Linked DNA regions of Mus musculus: regions 2 and 3 are each linked to region 1. A link is a loop called in an ENCODE intact Hi-C map of the cell type or tissue named here. Cell type or tissue: left cerebral cortex. All regions are shown on one strand.

The links. A loop is a pair of places that touch in the nucleus more often than their neighbours do. Peaks named below come from ENCODE experiments on the same cell type or tissue, not always from the same donor. Only the 100,000 strongest peaks of a DNase experiment are listed, where the experiment ranks them.
Region 2: a loop joins it to region 1, with 2.7 times the contacts of the local background. A loop is called at or near these places in 5 of 42 quality-filtered maps.
Region 3: a loop joins it to region 1, with 2.3 times the contacts of the local background. A loop is called at or near these places in 10 of 42 quality-filtered maps.

The regions. Positions count from the first base shown.
Region 1 is chr12:119,321,402-119,329,401 of GRCm38, reverse strand. It overlaps Gm46331 (a long non-coding RNA gene), which reads right to left and starts at 3,157. Exons shown (of 3, transcript XR_001780539.1): 1 at 2,986-3,157; 2 at 1,472-1,698. In left cerebral cortex, a CTCF peak has its summit at 3,790; a DNase peak (open chromatin) is centred at 3,806.
Region 2 is chr12:119,165,816-119,173,815 of GRCm38, reverse strand. It overlaps Itgb8 (integrin beta 8), which reads left to right. Exons shown (of 14, transcript NM_177290.3): 9 at 396-530; 10 at 2,767-3,169; 11 at 5,592-5,817; 12 at 6,955-7,061. Among named protein-coding and RNA genes, the nearest start is that of Itgb8, 68 kb to the left of the region's middle. In left cerebral cortex, a CTCF peak has its summit at 3,852 (motif pointing left); DNase peaks (open chromatin) are centred at 3,536 and 3,772.
Region 3 is chr12:118,975,902-118,983,901 of GRCm38, reverse strand. No RefSeq gene overlaps it. Among named protein-coding and RNA genes, the nearest start is that of Abcb5, 13 kb to the right of the region's middle. In left cerebral cortex, no CTCF peak of the experiment used is centred here; a DNase peak (open chromatin) is centred at 3,020.

The DNA of each region.
Region 1 (8,000 bases):
ATTTGTGAATACACCTACCTACACCTGTCTGAGAACTACTCCATCCTTGTTTCCTGCTTTACACATCAGAACCCCAGGCTTTCTGGTCTTGAGGTTGCATTGCTCCCCTCCATGAATGAGTACTTGGACTCTCAGCCTTGAAGTAAGAGTTATACTATCAGCCTTCTTGGTTGTGAGGGTCTCTGAGTTGGGATTTACCATGTGGTGGTCTCTAGCCTGCAGAAGACCTGTCATGGAACTTTTCAGTGGCCAACTTCCCTAATAAATTCCCTCCTACACATCTATCTGCAGTTTCTATTTGCAGTGTTGTTCTAGATAACCCTGAGTATACAGGTGAAATTGAAAGGCACGGATGATTAAAGTTTACTGGTCATGGTTAGAAAAACCATAGCTGGTAGAACTTCTATTAATATCCAAGTCTTCTAGAGTTTAAAACTGTAGAAAATTGAAAGGGAGTCAATAATTGAATATCTTACAAAAGAATCAAAGCTTTTCAAATGTAGTGCCAATATTAAGAATCAAGTTCTAACACAGAGAAAATTCAAATGAAGGGAGAATATGATGAGTTTCATGAAAAGAAAATCAATTTCATGAGCATATCATATTCCAGCAGCTGTCTGTGTAGCACTGGTCAAAACAGTTCTACTTTCTCTTCATCTCCTGCTTCTGTTTGTCTACAATATGTTAATAAGAAGGGACAGAGAAATTTGAAACATTTTTCAATATGAGTTGGTTCTTTGAGTCCAGAGTTACCAAGTCTCAAAAGTAGAAGGATGTGGTGACTAACTAAAGCATTTCAATAAGTCATAACTAATGATACCCCCTAACCATAGCAATGAATGAACTCAGGGTCTATTAAGATTGACCTCAGATTGCTAAGTACTCCATTACTACAAGTAGCACAGCAAACACAGTTCCTTGAATAATTATTCACTTACTAAATTTCCAGCTACATAAACAGTCATTATCTAGAGTTTTTAAAAATAAATATTACACATTTAGATATCATACTCTACCTGTGCAATATGTTCTCACTGTAAAAAGTGGCTATAAATATTATAGATGTATATAATAAATATATAAATATCAAGAAAACTCATGTGAACTTACAAATAGTTCAAAATAAGAAGTCAGAAGGATGAAAGGTTAAGTAGATAGGTAACAAACATTACAGGACTTCTCTCTCCCTAAAGGTTGTTTTTCAGGGAATTCAGGGTAATTTGACTATAGAGGTGGGATGAGAGATGTAGCTCAGCAGTAGAACACTGGCTAAGTATTTAAGAGGTCTTGAGTTTTATATCTTTCACCAAAAGGAAAGGAGGGAGAGAAAGGGAAGACAGTGAGGGAGCAGAAACAAACAAAAAAAAACAGTAAATATCTTTGTATGTCAACCTTGAGTTATATAATATGATACTTATTAAAGTCAAAAGAAGTTTTAAAATATTTTCTTTTTTTATAAATAATTACTCACCATAGAGAAATGTCTGGAAATGGTGGGACATGGATGGTCACTAAGTACTTTCTCATTCCTTGCAATCCTTCTGTCCCCTGCTGAGGAATGATTGAGTCTTTTGGCCTTGCTTCTCACTCAAGGCTTTTGTCCAGCCTCCATCTTGGGTGTGTGCAACTTCCATTATCGGCTCCTCCACACATCACTACAGAGTTTCCTTATACCACCTCCACTATTTCTTCACTTATCTATATAGAGAATCATTGTCTGAGGCGGAAATAAGCAGCATGCATCTTGTTTTCAGAAGCTCACCATGAAGCTCAACCACACAGATTTTTGAGCCTGTGGACTCTAGCATCCATATCTAAGGCTGAGCTTTTACTCAAGGACTGTACAATCTCTTGTAACAAGTGTTAAAATATCCCAGATAAAAGTAAATCCAAGATTACATGCTAATCTAATCTATAATAAACTAGAACTTCTCATATTAGAATGCAAATTAATATTGGATAATACCATTATAAATGGTTACTAATTCAGTAGTCTTGCATGGAAGAAAAACAGAACTGTAGTAGGTTTCTGGTTTTCTGCTCTTTCAGGATTCTGATTCAGTGAAGCTACAATGGTATTCAGTGGTCTACCTTTATAAATCTACTACCCACAAAGAAATTTTAACTTGGGTTTCAGCACACATCATCTAACTGCTCTCTTAGAAGCAGTGCTATAGAAACAGGTGTCTAAAGTTTCCAGTGGGTCACCAGGACTGAAGTAAAGAAACAAGAATAGGAAACTTTGAAAAGAAGGAGAGTAAAATGAATTAGGAAACCAAAACTGGAAAATGTTTTCTTTTCATGTTCATTTTCTGAAGGAAATGGGTAGAATTGTGAAATGAATATTTTCTCTTCCCTATTATTGCTCTTGAATTCCCAGAGGTTGCTCATACACTAAAGAGATCTTGTTAAGTAGAAAATGATTCAGTAATTTCATTTTAAGGCTTATACAAAAGCCAATTCACTCCATGGACTCTTTATACTTGGGAAATTTAATTTGCTTACTAGATAAAATGTTTTAGGAACAAACACAGTCTGTTCTTACCTCTCTGTTATTTTAGTTACATTGTAATCAGAAGAGAGAAACCATATAATAATCTGAACAAGGGAAATATAAAAAAGTTGCAACAGGAGTTGAAATCATAATAAACTGAGTAAAAATGGTGGAAGACAGCAGCTGATGTCAAAGCAAGCCACCTGAAAGGCATGAGTTAGAAGGAGTTATGGTTGACTTGCTGGAGAGTAAACACTGACCCTGACCCTGTTTAACAAGACCCATCTCTGTTATTACAGGGCAAGGAAAATGGCTAGGCTGGGGGTAGAGTCAGTAAATTAATAGCTGCTATATCTCTCTACTAGCTAAGTTAAAAGTTTTTATTCCATAAAATACATTTGTTATATATACTGCTGTGTATACACACACACACACGCGCGCGCGCACACACACACACACACACACACACATACACACACACCAAATGATACCTGATAGCATTTTCCTGAGGACTTAATCACCACTTATTTGAAAGCTTTCCTCTCTCCTGTATATTTGTCAGTGTCTATGATTTCAATGTGGACAGACATATGTACTATCAGAAGAAAAAAATCAGAAAGTACATCATAAGTCTACTTGCTTAAAACAGAGAAAACATTTCAATACAACTTATATGTTAAGACTGAGGAACTGGGTTCTTTCAGCAAAATCTTGCTTATGTATGCAATGGTGTCAGCGTTTGGAGGCTGATTATGGGATGGATCCCGGATATGGCAGTCTCTAGATGCTCCATCCTTTCATCTCAGCTCCAAACTTTGTTTCTGTAACTCCTTCCATTGGTGTTTTGTTCCCAATGTCTCTTGTGAGGCTATGCTGGGGCCTAGAAAACACAGAAGTGGATGCTCACAGTCAGCTATTGGATGGATCACAGGGCCCCCTATGGAGGAGCTAGAGAAAGTACCCAAGGAACTAAAGGGGTCTACAACCCTATAGGTGGAACAACAATATGAACTAACCAGTACCCACCAGAGCTCGTGTCTCTAGTTGCATATGAATAGAAGATGGCCTAGTCGGCCATCATTGGAAAGAGAAGCCCATTGGTCTTGCAAACTTTAGATGCTTCAGTACAGGGGAATGCCAGGGCCAAGAAGTTAGAGTGGGTGGTCAGGGGAGTGGGGGGGGGTATGGGGGATTTTGGGGATAGCATTTGAAATGTAAATGAGGAAAATACCTAATTTAAAAAAAAAGAAAAAGAAAAAAGAAAAAGACTGAGGAACTTAGAGGACTCTTGGTACCCATAGATGGCAGCAAAGGGCAGTCATGTACTGAGCACCTTCAAGCCCATCTTTTTCAGATGCATGTATTCTTCTCATTCTTTCCTTAATACTTTTCCAAATTCCAGTCATTTCTCTGATGAATTAGCTACTCTAGGGAAACAATTTTAAAGAACTATAGATGAATGCTAGCAGGAACAAGTAACAAAATGCCAATGTTGTTCACAGAAGTAAAGAAATGCTTTCTAATGTATAGCAGAGGTCAGCAAATGTTTTCAACAAAGGGTTAAATAGTAAAGAGTTTAGACTGTGAGGCCATAGGCCCATTATGCCCAATAGCATGACTATAGCCACCAGCAACATGTGTAAGACTGTGCCAGGAGCCGGTAGTGGTGGCACACGCCGGTAGGACTTGCTGAAGGAGGCAGAGGCAGGAGGATCACGAGTTCGAGGCCAGCCTGGGCTACACATTTTTAAGCCGGGCAGTGGTGGTGCACGCCTTTAATCCTAGCATTTGGGAGACAGAGGCAGGCAGATTTCTGAGTTCGAGGCCAGCCTGGTCTACAAAGTGAGTTCCAGGACAGCCAGGGCTATACAGAGAAACCCAGTCTCCAAAAAAACAAAACAAAACAAAACAAAACATAACATAACAAAAGACTGTGCCAGGTATGATGGAGCATATAATTTTAGCACTCCAGAGGTAGGGGAAATCTCTATAAGTTTGAGATCAGCCTGGTTTACATAGCAAGTTCCAAGACAGCCATGGCTTCAAATTGAGACCCTGTCTTAAAACCAAACAAGCAAAATTTTAAAAATCTCATTCTGCTAAACAAGTATAAGTCAGGATTATCTGGCTTATACAGCCAGCTTGAGAATCTCTTAAGCAGAAAAACAGCAGGAGAGATGGGTAATAAGAACACTGTACTAGGGAGAAATATGAAGCCCCAGGAGCCTGTGATATCTATGACATAAAGACTAACACTAATAAGCCTTAGTGCTCATCAGTTTTGAAATTTACCCAAAGATGAATACCAAACAAGAGAAAGTTTGGCCAGCCTGAAACTTTTGTTTACAGTCTAAAGTCTCTGCTTTCCATTTGTGAAGTTAAGAAATACTGTATTAACTATCCAGTTTTTAAACAACCTGATAAAGAGACAACTAAAATTGTCCCAATTTTTAAATGACTTGACTAAACATCAGAGTCTGTGTATGTCATCAATGGCCTTCCTGGCTACTATCACAGCTCATTGAAAAACTTTTCCTAGTGTAAAGAAGTCATACACATAAAAATTACATTTAAAAACAACATATTGTCTTTTTACATTTAGAATCTATTTGTATATTTATATATGCCATTTAAATTTTAACATATACTGTGCTTTCTACTGTAAGTTGATGAAATATTATACTCTGTTTTTAATTATTGACAAGTGAAAATCTTTCCAAGGAGTGCACATCAGGGATGCTAATGCCTTATTTAACAATTTAGTCCTAATACACTTGAATTAGTTTTGATTAGTTGTGTTTTGGTGTAGCTTTCTCCTCTTGCTTGCATCAAAATACATATAACATACTTTAAAATTTATCCTTTCAAACTTTTATAGCAAGACATCAAGGTTTTGGACATTGTACGCAAGCTAACCGCATTTGTAGGTTGCTAATGAACCTGCTATCTAGCTCTGGGTAAGATTAAGGACTTCCACAGAAATAGCTCTAAACAATTGTTGTCCCATATTTCTTTTCATTGAGTAAAGAAACAATGCAACTTTGTACAAGTCTCACAGAGAAGATGTTATAGAGTCACACTGAATATCTTATACCTGCAGATGGCATTGCATTATTAGTAAGATGGCCCTTCAAAAGAGGTCACTTTCTAATACAAATTTGAAAGTTGTTTGGCTTACAATATTGTTGAAAAAGGTCATCCCCTTCTTTGTTAAAAGATGATCAATGTATTTCTGGTCATGGACAATGTAAGAGCTGTCCTTGGTGTTCTCACACATTCTCTTAGCACATTGAGAAAGAGAAAAACTGTAAGGCAGCTGGCATTGGTAGAGAAACTCTAATACTTGACTGGACACAGTGATTCTTGATGGAGTTGTTAGTGCTGAGTCATGTAAGTTTTCATCTTTTCAGACTGAAATGTTGTAGAGGTTTTATGATTATTGGAAAGAGCCCCAGCAGTGCTTCCTTCTTTGTATAGAGTAATATGAGCAAGATTTCCTCTGTGATCTTTTTATATTTTTATTTGAAACAAAAGAAGGAAGATCTTCAATCTGCTAAGGAATTGGATCCAAAATTTCTTTCTCTTAGTGAAATAATCCAGACACAGAAACACAAACACCACATGATTTCACTTACATATGGAATCTAACATAGTCAAAAATCTTAGAAGCAGAAACTTAAAATGATTGTTGCCAAGGACTGAGGGGAAGGGTACACAAAATGCATCAAGCTTCAGTAAAAAGTAAAAACACTTGATACTCTGGAGTCCTGAAGTGGTAAATACTGTCTACAGCTAACCACACTGCATATTGCATACTTAAGAGCAGCCAAGTAAATTGATAAGATCTTTGGTAAGGTAGTCATATAATAAAAGAGGTAAGAAAAAATATTGAGATATGATGGATATGTCTATAGCCTGGATAAAAGTGATAATTTCACAGGTGTATACTTGACCCCAAATACATGACATTATATAAAAGCAACCAAATATATATTAGGAAGTCTATTATGGCAAGAGCATAAAACATGGAATGAACACTTTTTAATTCACATTTAGGTCTTTCACAGGCAGACAGGATCTTCTCAGGGACTTTTTTTGGTCAACTTTTGATGATTCAGACTGACATTACAAATATCATGTCATTATAACAATTTTAGAGATGGCATTCTGAGGGAAACACAAATAACTCTGTCCTCCATTTTGGATGGGAAGTGCAAGCAGTTCTATATTGAAGCCCAACATGTTATTTGGGCCTCATATTTTTCTCTCTTGATACAAACTAAATGCCCACATATATAGGCTGGTTTTCTATTTTATAAGCTAGACTACATTTAATGTTGGAATTATCTATGGCAAGGAATTTTATGTAATCAACATAAGGGAATGCTGAATGTACCATAGCAATCACAATGCAGACCAGTCCTTTACTTTCTAAAGCATTTGACCAAGAATATACACATCATTATTGATATGCAATTTCTAACATTGTCACTATCAGAAAGCTTGCTGAACATATTTAGTGTGAACATCTAGAAGAGCTATATATTTGAATCTAGAGAAAGATCACTTCTGAGTTTATTTGTTAAATATAGGGTGTTCTCCCTCCGCTTCTTTCAACTTTTTCAAATTAAAGGATGGACTATAGCACCATATATAGAACACTCTATATCCTGCACTCTCTATACCACACAGAAGCTCCTGAGGGTCATTCTAACGTTGGGCACATTGACAGTGGACATCTTCAAGATGGGTTTGGCTCAGAGAAAGACTGAGAATATTTGAATTCCCTCCTAGGAGGACTGGGAATCAAACATGAAGATAAAAGCCAAATATTTCCTTCATATATAGTTCTCCTTTCCAAAATTTGACATTTTAGGTACTGTCTAAACTTCACTGAGAGGAAAGAAGGAGACCAAGGTTTTGTGAGGTCTAGTGACATCTCAACACTACTAGATGAAGGTAGAGTAGAAGAAGGCCCATGAACCTCCATTTGGCCCTGAGGTGGTAAGAGCTCATTCTAGTTGATGGAAGAGAGCTCTATACATGACAATATCAACAATCAACCTCTTTAAGTGCAGGGACTCACCTTCAGTGCCAAAGAACCATCCTCATGCACCTAAGAGAAGATTCAACCACAGAGCAGAAGAAAATTGAGATATTACTGAGTAAATATTCATGTGCCATTCCTAGGAACCACCCGGAATGAACTAATCAAGCAGTAGGTTGGTGACACATCTGCATTATTCACAAGGGAAAAAGAGCCTGTGGGTTTTTTAATAATTAAGATGCCCCATTTTCTAACCAAAGCTGAGGAAATTCCCATTTAATGACTTTAAATGCCATCCTAAAGACTTGTCTCTATCCAAGACCACAATTCTGAAATCAGACCATGTATCAAAACTGCAATCTGGATATCAAAGGATATGTTTCACACATACCACACTTTAAAATGACAAGGTTTTTAATATGACAAATTTTCAAGGCCAGACTGGGCTATTTAGTGAGG
Region 2 (8,000 bases), 160 kb after region 1:
TTTCATTTTTGCCAAAACCATGTTTCCTGCTGTAAATTGTCAGAATTCATCAGCTATGAGAATGTTTCTTTAAACTTCATCATTAAATATCATCAGTATGAATTTGAAAAATTATCTTTGCCACACTGGATAAGAGAGGTATTTCTATAGGGTTTTAAATTTGTGATCATAGATATGTGGAAAAATCAACTATTTAAAACAGCTGATCATTTAGTATTTCATATGTTTTAAATATAATTGAGCTGTTGTGAGAAGCTACCATTTTATTCATTTCCCAGATGTAGACTTTGATTAAAGTTAAATATTAAATCCAGGATGGCATAATGATTATAAGTCTGCTTTGTCGCTTATACTAGAAACTACTTCAGTGTAATTAAAAATTGATGTCTCTGCAGAAGATTATCTCAGAAGTAAAAGTGCAGCTGGAAAACCAGGTACACGGTGTCCATTTTAACATCACTGCCATCTGTCCAGATGGGGCCAGAAAGCCAGGCATAAGTGGGTGTGGAAACGTGACAAGCAATGACGAAGTATGTGGCAGTATGTTTTTCTTGTTTAAGACAATTTTTTGGTGTGCTTTCTTAAAAAAAAAAAACAAAAAAAAAAATTACTTTAAAAACATTGCTACTATTAGAATATTGTTTCAACTTTAAATGAGCCTTCCTGTTTCTTCTTAAAGTTACGTCTATACATAATTGACTTCTCTCAAACTTTCAAGTTAAAATAAATATGTATTGTGTTAAGTACTTATTAAATACTTAGTAGTAATATATTTTCTGAGAGGTTTTGCCTAATAAAAAAATAACATCCTTCCAAGCAAGTAGTATCTGTAGATGTAATAGTGACAAAGCCTTTATTGTTTCAAATCTGTTCATTCTCAGAGTATGAAAGGATGGTACAGTATATAAAAGCTACGAATTCCAAAATCTTTCATCTTGTGATGTCCAGGAAAAGGAGATGAAGAAATTTGTTAAAATCAGTCAAATCAGAGGGATGATACCATTTATATAATAACTAGAAAGAGTTGAGAGTCCAAGAGAACTCCAAGACCAGATGAAATGGTTATTCTCCAAGAACTGCCAGAATAGACTACATCATGTTCTCAGCAGGGGCTGGGTAGGGTGTCACTTCTTCAGTATCTCTTACTTCAGCTGTACCTGAATGAACTGGTACAGAGAAATTTTTGATTCTTTCCTCTTTCTTGTTCTAAGGTTCTGTAGTTTTATTACTCTATCCTGTATTGGGAAGAATTTTTCAAATGCAAAATCCTAAAGTTCTAAAATTAATTCAAAGAAAACACTTAAATTTTTTTTCCTCATAGGAACATTAGAAGCTGTGGGTAGTGTGATTGTGCCCACAAGCTGTGTATCTTTAATTAATTATCCTAAGCCTCTAATTCAGTAGTTTCCTCTATAATTTTTCCTTGGATATCATTCAAAAACGATCATATACTAGTTTATATAAGATACATTTGATTTCTGCTACAGAAAAGTTTTTGTAAATTTTTGTAAAAAAAATAAAAGGCTAAATTCTTAAAAACAAAGTGAGTCTTTAAAGACTCAAATATATAACAATGATTTACCTTCCTTAATTTTTTCTTTCTTTGACTATGCTCCTTTCAACTATAAACAGCTTGTCTCCCACGAGGAGTCAACCAGCCTTCAACTTTAGAAGGTCTGTTTTATTATACTAGTTTTAATAGCAGTGGCCACTCATCCTACACATCTGTGTATCCTTAAAATTCTTAGAGGCAAAAACAATTTGAGCACAAACTGACTCCAACCACACTGATTTTAATGTGACACATTTAAATAAAATGTCTTGTACATGGATGCCTAAATATAGATCTTTTATTTCATGCTACATAATTTCCAATTTAAAAGCCCAGCATCCATTATTTTAATGTTGGAATTTAATTACTGTAGTGAACTCATATATAACTGTATGTATATATAAGCTTCCCGATTTTCCAAAGCACCTGAAGCTGAAGTCAGAAAATATAGATATTAAATCAACCATATTATAAATAACAAGAAATTAAAGAACAAGGAAAAATTTTCAGGCAAATAAACTGTTGTTCTAGAGGGAAAAACAAACAAACAAACAAACAAACAAACCACTCCTTGCTACTAGTCCATTCTTTAGTTCTGGGATGACCCCACAGTAACAAGTGACTTTGGTGTGAGGTCTTGAAGCTGGAGAATAAGTCCTGAGCCTCTTTCTCAAGTAACATCAGAGATGGGGTTGTGTTTTCCTCCACTGAAAAACTGTATATGTATATACTAAAGATCATCTCTTGGTCTTTACCTTGAGCCTCTAAAAAGTAAAATACAAATAAATAAAATTGCCCATATGACTAAATCAGGGTTCTGACCCAGAAGATAAGAAACCATTTACTTAGGTTTATTGGTTCCTAATGCCAATTGTTCACTAACCTCATATGTCCAATTCAGAAAATAGAACATTGATTCAGCAGTTGTCCATGAAATCAGTTACCTAAGGTGACAGACACCTGAGGACAAATGGACACATGGTGATTTACAGGCCATTAGCAATTGTTACTTCCTTTAATTCTAATTAATCAGTTAGGCAAAAATGGAATTAAGTGGCAATTATGTACTTACATATTAGATTGCATGCACATGTGATTTATAAATATTGTTGGTATCTCTAAGATGTTCACCATTGATTTAAATATCATTACTTGATATACTGTTTACAGTATCCAAGGATATAAAGATATTTCTATTTTCCTTTGAAATTTAGGTTCTTTTCAATGTAACTGTTGTGATGAAAACATGTGATATCATGGGAGGAAAAAACTATGCAATAATCAAGCCTATTGGTTTCAATGAAACCACTAAAGTCCACATACACAGAAGCTGCAGTTGCCAGTGTGAGAACCACAGAGGACTCAAAGGACAGTGTGCGGAAGCTGCCCCAGACCCCAAGTGTCCACAGTGTGATGACAGCAGATGTCATTTTGATGAAGACCAGTTTCCTTCTGAAACTTGCAAGCCACAGGAGGATCAACCTGTCTGCAGTGGCCGAGGTGTTTGCATCTGTGGGAAATGTTTATGTCACAAAACCAAGCTAGGAAGAGTGTATGGCCAGTACTGTGAGAAGGATGACTTCTCCTGTCCCTATCTCCATGGGGATGTGTGTGCTGGTGAGTTGATATACACAGGCAGTTAGAATTCATAACGATATTGGCATATATATTAGTGTATCTTTAAATCTGATGTGATGAGGTACTGCCACTTAACCCAAAATCAAAGTTCAAAGCCTCATAGTCTGTGAAATTAGGTCATGGCAAGATCATGTTTATATTTTTAGCTTGAGTACTGTGGCTGCTATTTTAAAAAATTCAAAACCTAAAATGAAATATGAATCTCATGTGTCCCTTGATCTTGGAAAGATTTACACAAGAAAAGGAAGTTACTGGTGATTGCCGATGTGGTTTTCTAGAAGAATGGCGGGTATTCTATAAGGGTCTGATTCATTCCAGCACATGGTCCACCTCCTGCTTGCAGAGGATTTTGTTTCTGTCAGGATGAGGGGAAGTGAGATATAAAAATATAATTCCACTCACTGGAAAATGTTTAAAGAACTATTGTAGATAGAATTGTATGTTCGAAGTCATTCAAACCTCACCAATTTATTTTTGGAAAGCCACCAGTCACAGACTGGACAAAGGAATACATTCTTCAGAGAGAAGTGGATTGTTAAGTAATTCAGAAGTTTTGTCCTTCTGGCCACACACAGACCAGATTTTGCAATGAAATAGGATAAGATAAAAATATCAAGATTACTTTTGGCTAATTTAGTTCACTGCCACCTACTGGTTACAGTCCAGAAAAACTTATGCAGCCTTTGAAAATTAAAACAAAAACGTAACTTTAAAATAAATTAAACTACCTGTCATTTGAATTCCTTGATCATTTCTCCATGAAAGGGTAAGTTTACTTATCATAAAGATCTCTTTTTTGTATGTGCATGTTAGTAACAAAATATGTGTTAAGTTATTGGGAAATGGAAATATTTCATTGTTATAACTGTATGGAAATGAAAGCCCATAAAATGTAACTATTCATGGATAAGTAGAAAGCTTGTTTTAAGTTACAGGAAAACATTATTATAAGTTGTCTTTTTATTCTCTTACATATGTAAAATACTCTGTGTTCTAGACATTTATTTAGTTGTAACTAGAATTATTGTTAGGAAGGAAGATTACTTCAGAATAAACCCACAGTTGCCTAATATATTTTATAGGGGAAATAAATATTTTACAGGGAAGAAGAGAATGACATTTCTGGCATTGGTCAGTAGAACTGTCTATCATATACATTTAGAATCTGAGGTTCTGCTGCATAATCTCAATATATTGACCCTGTCTACATGATTTTGACCACACACCCAATGCACACAGAGGCAACTGACGATGTGCTTTGAATTGCTTGTGTGAGTGCAAGTTGACATGCATTTTTCCCTACCACTTTCCCTTGGGAATGAAAACTCATATTCACAGGTCAGCTGGCTGGGATTCAGCGTGCTAGCTACATCAGGAAATGGGATGTGTTCGACATTTGTTTGCCTGGACCTCATTAGTTTTACACTTAGCAAATTGAGCTGAACCAGCAGTAGGCTCTATGGGACAATTAACCTGTTAGGTATTCAGCAATAAGAGAAGGAAGAGGGAGAGAGGGAGAGAAGAGACAGGGGGGGGGGGTTGGGAATAGAGGGGAGGGAGGAGGAAGAAAGGAATACTAGGAGATAAAGTGAAAAAGAGGAAAGAAAAGGAAGGGTGTTTGGTCTATAGTTGGATAAGCTTGAAAATGTATAAAACATACAGTGTACCTCCTTTTGAAGACTTCTACTTCACATTACCATATTAAATTTTGGACACTTCTTATAGTCTAAAATCCATTTATTAGTGTGTAAACAAGATTTTCTCAAGTTAATTGTCTGCAAATAAATGCCCCTCAGGCATGCACACATGCCTTTGTCTTTTCCATTGTTCGGCCTACATAGAACAGACTAAGCCTGCCCTGCTAATACAGTGTTCTGGATAGTGTTCTAAGGATGCTAACCTCTTGCTTAGTGTTCTGAGAATAAGGGGAATTGTTTCTGCTTCTCACAAGACCTATCTTTAACCATGCCTGAACACAGAGAAGTGTTAGAATGTTTGCCCCATCACCCTGCAAAATTCTCCTGAGCCCCTAGCAACAGTGAAGAGGGAAGACTGTGGCAGGCATTGACCAAATGCTCTTACTTTGCTGATTTGAAGTCAGCCCTTATGGTTTCACAATATTTATCTGTTTCTAATTTAAAACTTGAAAGCAAATTGGCATTTAAGCAGTTGGTCAGCCACCAAAGTAGGGGCTTTCTTTGTACATGTTAGCATTACATATTAGTAGGAGAAATATACTTACAATAGAACAGTGTTTAAAACACTTCTTAATTCTGGTACTGACTTGTCAAAACTAATGCTGTTTCCACTCACCAGACTGTTGCATGTTTCATGAAAATGGGGGAGACATTACCAACTCTGTAGGCCTGGTGACCTTGATCCAAGTGTGTCTCTGTTGCAGGGCATGGGGAGTGTGAAGGTGGCAGATGCCAGTGCTTTAGTGGCTGGGAAGGAGATCGGTGTCAGTGCCCATCAGCCTCAGCACAGCACTGTGTCAACTCCAAGGGCCAAGTTTGCAGCGGGAGAGGCACCTGCGTGTGTGGCAGGTGTGAGTGTACTGATCCCAGAAGCATTGGCCGTCTCTGTGAGCACTGCCCAACCTGCCATCTCTCCTGCAGTGAAAACTGGTATGATTCTGTCTCCAAATGAACAAAGCAATCCTGGCTGACAGCTGGTTTTGCTCTTCATTCTGCCTTCTTTCATCTTAGTTGCTGGATTCTTAGTTACTAGCATACAAAAATGATGATTAAAAAGTTAAAAAAACAATCCTGAGTGGGAAACTTTAAGAATTGGGTACTGGAATTCCTAATTTTGGCTAGTAAGTTGCATTGGAATAATCAGAACAAATCTATATAAAGTCACTACTCTGTTTGGTTGGTTTTTTTAAGAAAATGCTTTCCTGAAAACAGAGGTTGCCAGTTAACCTACTTATTACTATTTAGCTGTGCAATGTAAAATAATTTGTTAAAATTCTCTGTGCCTCTAGTTAATTGTGAAAGAATCAAGTGATATTTGTAAAGTTAACTAAAATAAAATTTTTGTACTTGGTACATGGCAGTCAGTGAATAAATGTGACTCATTATAACTAGATTAAATATCTTAATATTTAACATAAAGAATTATAGTGCTATAAAGCACTTAGGGGATGCATAAATGGAAAGTCATGTGTTGCATAACAAAAAATATTGTTTTGTGTAAAAATATTTTTCACTAACAATCTGAGACTTGCTCATAGAGCACTTGTATAAATGTCAGTGTGCCTCCAGCTTGCTTGCTTAAAATTTTAAAACATACTTTCTCAGATCACTAATGCAAGTAAGAATTTTAGAAATATACATAGTTATTTAAATCGTTTAGAAATATAGCATTTTAATATAATGGTGGGGTTTAGTTATTTATTTGCTAGTGAGGATTGAATCCAGGCTCATGGATTCAATTGAGTTGAACTGTGCAAGTACTCTAAAAAGCAACATATCCTACTTATTATATTATTATTATCATTATTTACTATAATTTTATTTTACTTTACAGGCATTGTTTTACTCATGATGACCTTGAATTTACTCTGTAGATCAGGCATTCCTAGGCCATATCATCCTCCTGCCTCAGACTTCATGTATCTGGGATTATTGGCTTTGGCCACCATGCTTTGCTAATGGGTTCAAAATTTGTCCATTGGTTATTTATTTTTCACAGGGTTAGGGTTAGGAATATTCAGTCTATTGACTTTTTAAAGTAGTAATCCTTTCATGTTCCTTGAACAGGAATTGTCTGCAGTGCCTTCACCCTCACAATCTGTCTCAGGCTGCCCTTGATCAGTGTAAATCCTCCTGTGCTGTCATGGAACAGCATCGCATGGACCAAACATCAGGTAAGTCTGAGGAGACTCCTGGGGCAAGGAGTTACCATGTACCTTATTCCTGAAAGAAGGAACAGTGGCTTCATATTGATTCCATTGTAAATTATTGGATTCCTTTTTAAAACAACTCTATCACTGTGTCACAGATATAAACAAAGAAACAGAAACAAAAACACACCCTGTTCTAATATGTATATACAGTATTAAACTGAATCAGTAATCCATTTTTTAATCTCCCAAAGAGAAATACTTAGGTGGTGACACCTCCCTGCTCATTCGCACAGGCTCTATGTGCTGCCTGCCTCCACCAAGGACCAAGAAAATGAATTATCTAGAAGGACTTACATGAGCCAAAAATATAAGTTCACTGTGTAGAATAATGTCACTAAGAGCTCAGGAGCTATGGTTTCCCTATATAACCTAAATTTGTTTCTTCTGCTCACTCTTCACATATCTACAAAAACTTTATTCTCCTGTTTCAGGTAAAACACTAAAATTTTAAGTGATCATCTGCTGTTGTAGTATACCTAAGATCTAAGCTGTAAAACCACCTGTGAAATACAAGCTATACTTGCAGTCAGATCTTTGGAAACGTTCCTTTTGATTCTACTATTTCAACAAATAGAAAACCCAGCCCTGGAGAAATAGCAGAGTAGAAATGTCCTGCACATCTTATGAGTCTGAGGTGTAGCTCTGTTGGTAGAGCACTTGCCTGGCATAGGTAAAGCCTGTGTGCAATTCCCAGCACCACATGAAACTAGGCATCAGGTGACATATGAGAACTTGGGAGTTGGTACCCAGAGATCAGAAGTTCAAGGTCAGCCTCAGATACATGGGGAGTTCAAGGCCATCCTGAGCTATGTAAAATTCTTCCTATTAAAAGGGAAAAAAAAGAAAAAGAAAAAGAGAAAAGTGAAAAGAAAAAAACAACAACTTTGAGGTGGATAATTC
Region 3 (8,000 bases), 350 kb after region 1:
TAGATGATAGGTAGATAGCTAGATGATAGATGGATGGGCGGATAGACGGATGGATGGATGGATGGATGGATGGATGGATGGATGGATGGATGGACAGACGGATGGATGGATGGAGATTGATAGATAGTCAACTGTTTTAACTAAAATTAAAGTGGTAGTACCTTAGAACACAGGTTACTCATTCTTCAAGGTATTTACCTAGAAGAAATGAGAGCCATATATTCATACTGCACTTCCATGTCTCCTACAGTATCACTCACAAAAGCTGTGATATGGAAATGAACCTAGTTGTCTCTTAATGTACAAATAGATAAAGAAGATGTGGTATACATACTATAGAATACTATTTAGACATAAAGAATAAAATTTTCAATTATAACATAAAAAATATGTTAAGTGAACCTGAAAAATATATTATGTGAAATAAGTAAAAGACAGAAAGGAAGACAGCACATGATCTCACTCATATGTGGGATATAACATAGAAGTTGAAAATAGAACAGCAGCTACCATAGACCAGAGCAGTGAGGATATTAAAAGATTAACCAGTGGGTTAAAAGACTATTACATAAGACTATTTGAAAAGAAGAGTAAGTCCTGAGGTTCTATGGCATAGCAAGGTGAATATAACTAACAAATATTTATCAGCTAAAGACAAAAAGAAAGAAAATAAAATTTAGTGACTCAACAGCTAACCAAAAACATTTGGAGAAACATTTTTAAAGATTTTTATTGGCATAATTAAGACTACATGATAGTGGGTCTTATTGTGACATTTTCATAAATGTGTAGAATGTATTTTGGTCATGTTTATCCCATTACTCTCTCTTAGTCTACCCCTACCTACTCCCACGAAAACCCTTCCTCTTCTCAAATAGCTCAATTCTACATTCATGTCTTTACTTATTTATTATGTATTTACCATGACTCAGTGAATTTCACTGGGGTTGTTCACAAGAGTATGAGTGATATTATTTTGGGGAGCATAAGCAACTTGCCAGTGGCTGCATCAATGAAGAAAATGTCTCTCCCTGCACCAACAACCTATAAATCCTCAGGGTTGTTTAGGCTTCATAAGATCCTCCTCCTTAGCAACAAATTCCCTGATAATAAAATGTTGACAGGCCCAATCTTATACAGGTCTATAGGCTACATAAGCTACGGTTTATATACTCTACAGCTGCTGTGAAATCAAAAAGGTCATAGCCAGGCCATGTCCAGGAGAAAGCATTCTATAGCACTCTGCCCCTTTCTCCAGATCTCACATTTTTTTCAGCCCATCTTTCATGATGTTCCCTTAACCTTAATAATATCAATGTCTTATTTACAGCTGAGCATTCAACAATCGCTATAGTCAGAAGTTTGGTCAACTGTAAGCCTCTGCAATAACTACCATTCACTACAGAAAGACATCTCTATGACAAAAGCTACCACCAGCTCTAACTTATAGGCAAAAAACATAAAGATTTAGAAGGCAAGTTTGACAAAAACATTGTGTCCATGTAGCAATATACCAGTTGGAGTCTGAGTTGTGGAAATATACCACTGGGGACCACTGGTTTTGACTAGGATTGCAGTACCAGACATGAAACCTCTCCTATGGAGTAGATCTCCAATCCAAGCAATAAAGTAATTTGTTACCCCCAAAATAGTGATACCACTTGTGTACCAGTAGGAACATCTTGCCTAGCAGGTGGTTATTTAAATATTTTAAAAATAAATAACACTGCTTTTTTATAAACTTTCTAACGAAGTTTCTAAACACTTATTCTGGAAAACAGGGAATGCCAAATTCTTTTATAAGAATAGTATACTTTGGCAAAAGTAATGAGAAAAACTATAGATAAATATCCTTCATTCATATAGATGCAAAATTTTAGACAAAATAATCACAAATCAAATTGATCAGTTAAAAATAGAATAACATAAAGATCAAAGGTATAAGTTAACCTTCAAAATCAGTTGCTCTAGATTACTCTTTCCACCAATATCCTGAAAGCAACATCCTTCCTTGTGCTGTATCTGCAGCAACCACCTCTTAGAGAACATGATGAAAGACAGTATGGATTTGGGAACTCCCAAATAAAGAGCTGAAGAAGGCTCACCTAACATACGAGGAAGGTGGCAGATCATCATAACTCTAACTTGCTAAAGCTCACAATGCACTGAAAAGACTAGGGCACTAATTGGGCAGATGGCTCCCCCACCAGAAGAGATCTCCAGGGTGAAATGCAGAGACTGGAGCCTTTGACCACACTGAAAGAGTTATCCAAGCAAGTGCTAGCATGGAACATTTTCTGAGACCAGAAAAGGAAAACTTCAGATTCACAGAAGATCTAGAATTTCCACAACTCAGACTTCATAAATCATGCAGTGATACAAATAAATAAGAGACAGGTAATGATACAAACAGAATAGAGATAAGGGCAAGAAGAACAGCAAAAGTCTTTCCTAACACTCAAAGACAGAACAGTAAAGCCATAAGAATGTGGCTGAAACTTTGATTTTCTAGATAATCCAGACAAGCCACTGTCCATTTTCATAAATGGAAAGAGATTGTTCTAGAGTGTATTCAAACTAGTCTTCTAACCATTGGGAAGTCTGGCAGCAGACCTATGTCCCCTGCAATACATCATATTCAGATCCCTCATCCTACTCCTCATCTCCATGGCCATATGAAATTGAGAATATGATTGCCACTGGTGTCTTCAAGTTGCTGATGAGGGTACTGTGACCAAATCCTGACTGTTGAAAACCTGACATGTCCATATCACAACTCTCATCAAGTTACCAATGCTACCTCCAGAACACTTAGTGTGGTTGTAGTGTTCAACCCTCAATTACCAGCTCAGTACCCCAATGAAAGAAAAATAGCCTACCTGTGCATTGTCCTATCTACAAATAGAAAGTCCCTAAATGCAGCTTCTAGCGCACTAAACAAGACACATTTCTAGGTTCCCCATACGGTGTTGGCAGAAATGCTTCAAAGAAACAGAAACTGACCTCATTCAAAATCTCTGAGGGAAACATTGGAAGGCATGGTTTGATGAGGGACATAAAACTGTGCCAGGAAGTATGGTAAGGTAGAGCAGGTTGAGACCCAGAGACTCAGTGGGCATAAACCTGACACTTAGGTGACTCCCATCTTTCTGCCAGACTCCTGACTTGGAACACATGCCTTGCTTCTCATGTAAAATAAACATATGAAATAAACCTAGGCTCAAAACAGAGTTCTCCATGCTATTGAGGTACTTAAAGGCCCTAAGGGCTTAGCCAATAAGCTTCCCTTCTCAGAAATTCCTCCCTGCAAAAGGCATGTAATCTCAGGCCCACCCTGAGAAGTGGGGTATGATTTCACACATCCACTTTCTACCATGACAATAAACTCTTTAGAACCATGAACTGAATCTTTTCACCAAGATCCACCATGGAGAGCCATGGAGAAGGCCTTTCCCTACAGAACCTCATCCTAATCTCCTGTAGAAGGCCTCCCTGCAATCCCAGCCACAACCTCCACCAAGCCTGCCTCCGCCAAGCTAAGGACAATCATCTGGGATGGGACAAGCCAGAGCTCCCCTTCTGCCCTGACCCCAGACTAGATGCTATCCCAAGCCCACAACCCCACATACACATACACAATCTTTTCTCTGCTCTTCCATGACTTCAAGCAGCACCTGGATGTCCAAGAGTCTAAGAAACCATGACTCCAGCCTTGTCACAGGCTGGGGGACCCTTGAACCAGCTCCACCAATTTTACACCTAAGACTGAGTTTTCCCACTCCCAGAGCTGTGCCTCAGCACTTCCCTATGCCCCAGCACCCACCCCGGTGGAGGTGTGAGATAAGTGCAGTCAAACTCTCCTTGTTCCACCTCCCCCAAGGGGGCATGCCCAGTAGCTGAGCAGATGCCAGCCAACAACCCTGGAGTTTGAAGGCTTTCAGATGTCTTACAGTACCAGTAGTCTTTGACCAAAGCAGTCATCCCAAATGACCAGAAAGACTCTAGCTCAGGCTTCCAGCATTGACCAATAGACACCCTACAACACAATTCATCTGAATTCTGCTTAGCCATACATTGAGTACTATCACCCATTATCCAGTAATGTTCCAGGCCAGCCATTCACAATGGTCTTCACTAGACTGAATAATGACTCCTGAAACTCCTGATTCCTATGAACTTGCCTGGCCCATCTTCCTAAGAAACAAATATCTTCTCCTGGGAGCTCTTGCCTTCCAAAGAAATCTAGAAGACCACACTCCCAGTTCTCAGTGAGTAACCTCTTCGAGGACCTTCAAGCGTCCTTTTAAAAAAATAAGTAGGAGAGTAAGGAATCATCAAATGAAAGGATGGCTTAGCCTCCAAACTCAGGGGAGAAGAGCAGAAAGAGGAGGCTGATCAAGGGACTGTTGGGCTGAGATGAGAAGAGCAGAAGGAGGTTGCGAGTGTTGATGCAGATCCTCCCTATCTGTGAAGTATTGGCAATGGTAGAGCACCACTTACTGCTGACAGGACACACACTGACTGAATCCTTGAATCTTCCATTTCACTTGAAAGAGAAACTATTTAATTGCCATTAAGGGAATTTGCATAAGTTAATAAGGATTTGAATTAACAATTGTGTGTACTCAAATATTATATAAATAGGTACTATAAAAAGCCAGTGTTTATTATCCAAAAGACTACACTAGTGGACCTACAGAACTCACATCTTTTTTTTTTTTTTTTTGTGCTGATTCATTACCACCTTCTTTTAATTGTACATTTTTTTCTTTTTTTTTATTAATTAGGTAATTCTTCACTTACATTTCCAATGCTACCCCATAAGTCCCCCAAGCCCTCCCACACACACACTACCCTCCCCCTTCCCACTCCCACTTCTTGGCCCTGGAATTCTCATGTACTGAGGCATATAAAGTTTGCAAGATCAATGGGCCTCTCTTTCCACTGATGGACAACAAGGTCATCTTCTGCTACATATGCAGCTAGAGACACCAGCTCTGGGGGGTACTGGTTAGTTCATATTGTTGTTCCACCTATAGGGTTGCAGACCCCTTTAGCTCCTTGGTTACTTTCTCTAGCTCCTCCATTGGGGGCCCTTTGATCCATCCAATAGTTGACTGTGAGCCTCCACTTATGTGTTTGCTAGGGCATGGCATAGCCTAGCAAGAGACAGTTATATCAGGGTCCTTTAAGCAACATCTTGCTAGTGTGTGTAATGGTGTCAGCATTTGGAAGCTGATTATGGGATGGACACCCAAGTATGGCAGTCTCTAGACGGTACATCCTTTCGTCTCAGCTCCAATCTTTCTCTCTGTAACTCCTTCCATGGATGTTTTATTCCCAATTCTAAGAAGGAGCAAAGTGTTCACACTTTCGTCTTCGTTCTTCTTGAGTTTCATGTGTTTTACAAATTATATTTTGTATCTTGGGTATTCTAAGTTTCTGGGCTAATATCCACTTATCAGTGAGTACATATCATGTGAGTTCTTTTGTGATTGGGTTACCTCACTCAGGGTGATGCCCTCCAGGTTCATCCATTTGCCTAGGAATTTCATAAATTCATTCTTTTTAATAGCTGAGTAGTACTCCATTGTGTAAATGTACCACATTTTATATATCCATTCCTCTGTTGAGGTGCATCTGGGTTCTTTCCAGCTTCTGGCTACTACAAATAAGGCTGCTATGAACATAGTTGAGCATTTGTCCTTCTTACTGGTTGGAATATCTTTTGGATATATGCCCAGGAGAGGTATTGCGGGATCCTCCAGTAGTACTATGTCCAATTTTCTGAGGAACCATCAGACTGATTTCCAGAGTGGTTGTAGAAGCTTGCAATTCCACCAATAATGGAGGAGTGTTCCTCTTTCTCCACATCCTCGCCAGCATCTGTTGTCACCTGAATTTTTGATCTTGGCCATTCTGGCTGGTATGAGGTGGAATCTAAGGGTTGTTTTGATTTGCATTTCCCTGGTGATTAAGGATGTTGAACATTTTTTCAGGTGCTTCTCACCCATTCAGTATTCCTCAGCTGAGAAGTCTTTGTTTAGCTCTGAGCCCCATTTTTAATGGGATTATTTGATTTTCATTGTATATATTGGATATTAGTCCCCTATCTGATTTAGGATAGGTAAAGATACTTTCCCAATCTGTTGGTGGCCTTTTTGTCTTATTGACGGTGTCTTTTGCCTTATAGAAGCTTGGCAATTTTATGAGGTCCCATTTGTCGATTCTCAATCTTACAACACAAGCCATTGCTGTTCTATTCAGAAATTTTTCCCCCGTGCCCATATCTTCGAGGCTTTTCCCCACTTTCTCCTCTCTAAGTTTCACTGTCTCTGGTTTTATGTGGAGTTCCTTGATCCACTTAGATTTGATCTTAGTACAAGGAGATAGGAATGGATCAATTTGTATTCTTCTACATGATAACTGCCAGTTGTGCCAGCACCATTTGTTGAAAATGCAGTCTTTCTTCCACTGGATGGTTTTAGCTCCCTTGTCAAAGATCAAATGACCATAGGTATGTGGGTTCATCTCTGGGTCTTCAATTCTATTCCATTGGTCTACTTGTCTGTCTCTATACCAGTACCATGCAGTTTTTATCACAATTGCTCTGTAGTACAGCTTTAGGTCAGGCATGGTGATTCTACCAGAGGTGCTATTATCCTTGAGGAGAGATTTTGTTATCCTAGGTTTTTTGTTATTCCAGATGAATTTGCAGATTGCTCTTTCTAATTCGTTGAAGAATTGAGTTGGAATTTTGATGGGGATTGCATTGAATCTGTAGATTGCTTTTGGTAAGATAGCCATTTTTACTATATTGATCCTGTGAATCCATGAGCATGGGAGATCTTTCCATCTTCTGAGATCTTCTTCAATTTCTTTCTTCAGAGACTTGAAGTTCTTATCATACAGATCTTTCACTTCCTTAGTTAGAGTCACGCCAAGATATTTTATATTATTTGTGACTATTGAGAAGGGTGTTGTTTCCCTAATTTCTCTCTCAGCCTGTTTATCCTTTGTGTAGAGAAAGGCCATTGACTTGAGTTAAATTTATATCCAGTTACTTCACTGAAGCTGTTTAACAGGTCTAGGAGTTCTCTGGGGGAATTTTTAGGGTCACTTATATATACTATCATATCATCTGCAAAAAATGATATTTTGACTTCATCTTTTCTAATTTGTATCCCCTTGATCTCCTTTTGTTGTCGAATTGCTCTGGCTAGGACTTCAAGTACTATGTTGAAGAGGTAGGGAGAAAGTGGGCAGCCTTGTCTAGTCCCTGATTTTAGTGAGATTGCTTCCAGCTTCTCACCATTTACTTTGATGTTGGCTACTGGTTTTCTGTAGATTGCTCTTGTCATGTTTAGGTATGGGCCTTGAATTCCTGATCTTCCCAAGACTTTTATCATGAATGAGTGTTGATTTTGTCAAATGCTCTCTCCACATCTAAGGAGATGATCATGTGGTTTTTGGCTTTGAGTTTGTTTATATAATGGATTATGTTGATGGATTTCCGTATACTAACCATCCCTGCATCCCTGGAATCAAACCTACTTGGTCAGGATGAATGATTGTTTTGATGTGTTCTTGGATTCGGTTAGTGAGAATTTTATTGAGTATTTTTGCATCGATATTCATAAGGGAAATTGGTCTTAAGTTCTCTATCTTTGTTGGGTCTTTCTGTGGTTTAAGTATCAGAGTAATTGTGGCTTCATAGAATGAATTGGGTAGGGTACCTTCTGCTTCTATTTTGTGGAATAGTTTGTGGAGAACTGGAATTAGATCTTCTTTGAAGGCCTGATAGAACTCTGCACTAAACCAATCTGGTCCTGGGCTTTTTTGGGTTGGGAGACTATTAATGACTGCTTCTATTTCTTTAGGGGATATAGGACTGTTTAGATCATTAACCTGATCCTGATTTAACTTTGGTACCTGGTATCTGTCTAGAAATTTGTCCATTTGATCCAGGTTTTCCAGTTTTGTTGAGTTTAGCCTTTTGT